2 separate regions of the Homo sapiens genome follow, and region 1 is linked to region 2. A link is an interaction called in ENCODE POLR2A ChIA-PET data of the cell type or tissue named here. Cell type or tissue: K562. All regions are shown on one strand.

Region 1 (2,500 bases), 200 kb before region 2:
CGCCACTGCACTCCACCCTGGGTGACAAAAGCGAGACTCAGACTCAAAAAATAAAGAACAAAATCTTACACAAAAACCCCTGAAATCAGGAAGTGGTGTTTACACACACACACACACACCTTTTTTTTCAGTTTTTGGAGACAATGTCTCACTTGGTTGCCCAGGCTAGATAGGCTGGCATGTAGTGGTGTGATCACAGCTCACTGTAGCCTCAACCCCACAGGCTCAGACGATCCTCCTTGCCTCAGCCTCCCAAATAGCTAGGACTGTAGGCATGTGTTATCACCCCCAGCTAAATTTTAAATTTTTTTGTAGAGACTGGGGTCTTGCTATGTTGTCCAGGCTGGTCTTGAACACCTGAGCTCAAGCAAACCACCCACCTTAGCCTCCCAAAGTGCTGGGATTACAGGCCTAAACCACCTCACCAAAGCCTGTATTTTTTCTTGATGTTAATAATTTGAAACTTGTATTCAATTTTAAAAATAATGTTAATTTGGGGAAAACTATTTAATAATACTATAAATTAGGGCAACAACTCTTCAACCTCTGCCAACAAGACGCCTCGCAAACCACTTTTTTTTTTTTAGATAAGAGTCTCACTCTATCACCCAGGCTGGAATGCAGTAGACCAATCGCGGCTCACTGCAACCTTGGCCTTCCAGGTTCAAGCGATCCTCCCACCTCAGCCTCTCAATTATCTGGAACCATAAAAGTGTGCCACCACACCTGGATAATTTTTTGTATTTTTGATAGAGACGAGGTTTTGCCATGATCCCCAGGCTGGTTTTGAACTGCTGAGCTCAAGCGATCTGCCCACCTCGGCCTCCCAAAGTGCTGGGATTACAGGTGTGAGCCACCGTGCCCAGCCGCAAACCAGTCGTAAGCACAAGATTACTGATCAACCAAAATCAAAGTCTAGTAATTAATATCGTTACCTTTCCCTTCAAATATGTAAAGACAAATGGCAACTGCAAAACTAAAACTAAATTATAATGAGGACCAGAACTTTTAACATGTTTCAATTCTATACATTTTAAGTGTTTAGAATAAAAACTCATAACTTCATCTAAGATTATTCTAACAAGTTAAAGCTCACCCACAAACTGTAATTAAGTTTTTGGTGGAGAAGGTGGAAGGTGGAAGGGATAAACTCTGTCTTTCCCTCAGATAATTACATTGTCTACATGTGTAATTATCAATTTGCAACTAGAACCTAGGACCTGCCTGTTTTAAAATATAATTTTAAACAAAAGTGTGAAGGAAAGTTTTTAAAATTACACCAAGATAAGAGAACTTTGGAGAATCAAAGCAAGTGTTTCTCAGTAATTAGTTGCCATTCTAAAGACAAATATCTTAGAGTTCCCAGCTTTCTCTAAAGATCCTGGAACAGGGTGCAGCTAGACACATATCAAAATCTGATTAACAGCAGAAAATATTCTGTGACTTCAGTCCACCACCAACTAGCCTCTGAGTCATCCTACTAGAATTCACTCTAGCCTCTGACTATTATGAGAAAATTATCATAACCCAGTTGTTCCTCATCACAAAACCAGGGGCCTATATGCATGTATTCACCCCTGGTCAAAACATATCTAAAACGGCTGGGCGCGATGGCTCACGCCTGTAATCCCAACACTTTGGGAGGCTGAAGTGAGTGGATCATTTGAGGTCAGGAGTTTGAGAACAGCCTGGCCAACATGGTGAAACCCCATCTCTACTAAAATACAAAAATTAGCTGGGCATGGTGGGAGGCACCTGTAATCCCAGCTACTTGGGAGGCTGAGGCAGGAGAATCACTTGAACTCGGGAGGTGGAGGTTTCAGTAAGCCAAGATCAAGCCACTGCACTCCAGCCTGGGCAACAGAGCAAGACTCTATCTCAAAAGAAAGAAAGAAAGAAACACATATCTAAAACTTCTGGGACAGATACAACAAACAAATAGTCATACACCGGTTTTTTAGATCTTTGGAGGTACAGAAGGTGGCAGGAAGAGTAGGTGGGAAAGGTGGGTAAGTGGCAGCTTGAAAGCTGGCTTTCGGTTAGCAATTACCTTGAAATAAAGCTCAAACAAACCAAACATAGAGAAATATGGATAGTTCCAAAGCTGCGGGCTGTGATGAACTTGAATTTAGCATTTTTATTTCTTTTAAAAGCTTGCAGATGACCATGAAAAGTTCAGATCTCAGTCATTTTTTGATAAAAATATTCAGTCTGTCTCTGGATTTGCTCTGAAGCATAACTAAATTTAAGTGTCTAGCCCAGTGAGGCTGCACATTCCTGTAATCCTAGCACTTTGGAAGGGTGAGGCGGGAGGACTGCTTGAGGCCAGGAGTTCAAGACCAGCCTGGGCAACAGAGCAAAACTCCCCCTGCCTCTTAAATAAATGAATAAATTTAATTGTCTAGTTAGCCTTTACCCTAAGTGCAACTGCAAAAACTCCAAGATCTTCCAAGACTCAATCTGAGCAATAGCATGAGCTTTGAGCTGCCCCCACTCCCAA
Region 2 (2,500 bases):
GAAGTGGTGGTTGCAGTGAGCCGAGATTGCGCCACTGCACTCCTGCGTGGGGGGACAGAGTGAGACTTTGTCTCAAAAATAAATAAATACTTTGGGAGGTGGAGGAGGGCAGATTGCTTGAGCTCAGGAGTTCGAGAGGGCAACACAGTGAAACCCTGTCTCTACTAAAATACAAAAGAAATTAGCTGGGCTTGGTGGTGGGCGTCTGTAATCCCAGCCACTCGGGAGGCTGTGGCTGGAGAATTGCTTGAACCCGGTAGGTAGTGGTTGCAGTGAGCTGAGATCACGCTACTGCACTCCAGCCTGGGAGACAGAGCAAGACTCCAGCTCAATGAATGAATGAATCAATCATCAATCGATCAATCCTCTCAGCCTGTTTTTTCTACTTTTTTTTTTTTTTTTTGAGATGGAGTTTTGCTCTTGTTGCCTAGGCTGGCGTGCAATGGCATGGTCTCGGCTCACTGCAACCTCTGCCTCCCAGGTTCAAGCAATTTTCCTGCCTCAGCCTCCTGATTAGCTGGGATTACAGGCGTGCGCCACCACGCCTGGCTAATTTTGTAATTTTAGTAGAGATGGGGTTTCACCATGTTGGCCAGGCTGGTCTGGAACTCCTGACCTCAAGTGATCCACCCGCCTCAGCCTCCCAAAGTGCTGGGATTACAGGCGTGAGCCACTGTACCCATCCTTTTTCTACTTTTTTCTTACCCAAACATACCATTTTCAGAAAGGCTAGTATAGTTCTCTTCCCCCACCATGGCATGTGCATTTTAAAAATAGCTTTATTCAGGTACAATTGATGTACGGTGAAACTGCACGTATTTAAGGTAAACAGGGCTGGGTGCAGTGGCTCAAACCAGTATTCCCAGCACAGTGCTTTGGGAGGCCAAGGAAGGCAGATTGCTTGAGCTTGGGAGTTTGATATCAGTCTGGTCATCATGGTGAAACTCCATCTCTACAAAAATGCAAAAATTAGCCAGTCATGGAGGCATGTGCTTGTAGTCCCAGCTACTCAGGAGGCTGAGGCAGGAGGATCACTTGAGCCGAGGAGGTAGAGGTTGCAGTGAGCTGAGATTGCACCACTACACTCCAGATGGGACGACAGAGCCAGACCCTGTCTCAAAAAAAGAAAAAAAAGTAAATGGTGTAATGAGTTTTTACATATGTATACACTACAGCTAAGGTAAGGAACATACTGATCACTCCAAAAGTTTTCTACCTTTTGTAATACATCTCTCCCTTTCTATTCCCGCAGGCAACTCCTAATCTGCTGTCTGTCATTATGGATTAGTTTGCAATTTCTAGAATTTTATATAAATAGCATCATGTAGTATATACATATATTTTTTTGTCTGACTTCTTTCATTCTGCCTAATTAATTTGAGATTTTCCATGTTATTTGTGTATCAATATTTCATTACCTTTTATTGTTGAGTAGTATTCCATAATATGGATATATTGCAATTTAAAAAATTTCTTCTGCTGATAGACATTGGATTATTTCTAGTTTTTGGCTATTCAAATAGAGCCAATATGAACATTCACATAAAAGTTTTTGTGTGGACATGTGTTTTCATTTCTTTTTTCCTTTTAAAACAATTTAAACAATTTATTATTATTATTATTTTTGAGATGGGATCTTGCTCTGTAGCCCAGTCCAGAGTGCAGTGGTGCAATCATTGCTTACTGCAGTTTTAACCTCCCAGGATCAAGAGATGGTCCCACCTCAGCCTCTGAGTAGCTAGGACCATAGGCATGCACCACCACTCCTGCCCGTTTTTTTTTTTTCTTTCTTTTTTCTTTTTTTTTTCTTACAGAGACAGGGTCTCTCACTATGTTTCCCAGGCTGGTCTTGAACCCCTGGGCTCAAGCTATTCTCCTGCCTCGGCCTCCCAAAGTGCTGGGACTACAAGTGTGAGCTACTGTGCCGGGTCTCTTTTCATTGTTTTTGTGTATATGCCCATAAGTAGTGGAATTGCTAGGTTATATGGTAACTCTTTTGAGGTTTTCTAAAGCAGCTACACCATTTTACATTCTCACCAGCAGTGAGAATGAGAATTCCAGTTTTTCTGCATTGTCGCCAACAATTGTTATTACCTCTTTTATTTTATTTTTTTTATTGTTGTTTTGAGACAGAATTTTGGTCTGTCACCCAAGCTGGAGTGTAGTGGGCATGATAGCTCACTGCAGCCTCAAACTCCTGGCTCAAACTATCCTTCCACCTCAGCCTCCCTAGTAGCTAGGACTGCACCACCATGCCCAGCTAATTTTTATTTTTTAAATTTTTTGGTAGAGATGGGGTCTTGCTATGTTGCCCAGGATGGTCTGGAACTCCTGGCCTCAAGCGTTTCTTTCTCCTCGCCTCCCAAAGTGTTGGGATTACAGGTGTGAGTCACAGCTCAGGCTGATCTCTGCTTTTTGAGTAGAGCTATTCTAGTGAGTATAAAGTAGAATTTTTTTTTCTTTGAGATGGAGTCTTGCTCTGTTGCCCAGGCTGGAGTGT

The links. ChIA-PET counts read pairs that join two places held together with the same protein. Peaks named below come from ENCODE experiments on the same cell type or tissue, not always from the same donor. Only the 100,000 strongest peaks of a DNase experiment are listed, where the experiment ranks them.
Region 1: POLR2A ChIA-PET joins it to region 2 with 5 read pairs; 4 of 35 experiments call an interaction of 5 or more read pairs at or near these places.

Annotation. Positions count from the first base shown.
Region 1 is chr14:73,638,831-73,641,330 of GRCh38, reverse strand. No RefSeq gene overlaps it. Among named protein-coding and RNA genes, the nearest start is that of DNAL1, 4.9 kb to the left of the region's middle. RefSeq lists an enhancer at 1,755-1,924. In K562, no CTCF peak of the experiment used is centred here; a DNase peak (open chromatin) is centred at 1,490.
Region 2 is chr14:73,441,499-73,443,998 of GRCh38, reverse strand. The region is part of intron 1 of NUMB (NUMB endocytic adaptor protein); the gene reads left to right. Among named protein-coding and RNA genes, the nearest start is that of NUMB, 16 kb to the left of the region's middle. In K562, no CTCF peak of the experiment used is centred here; no DNase peak of the experiment used is centred here.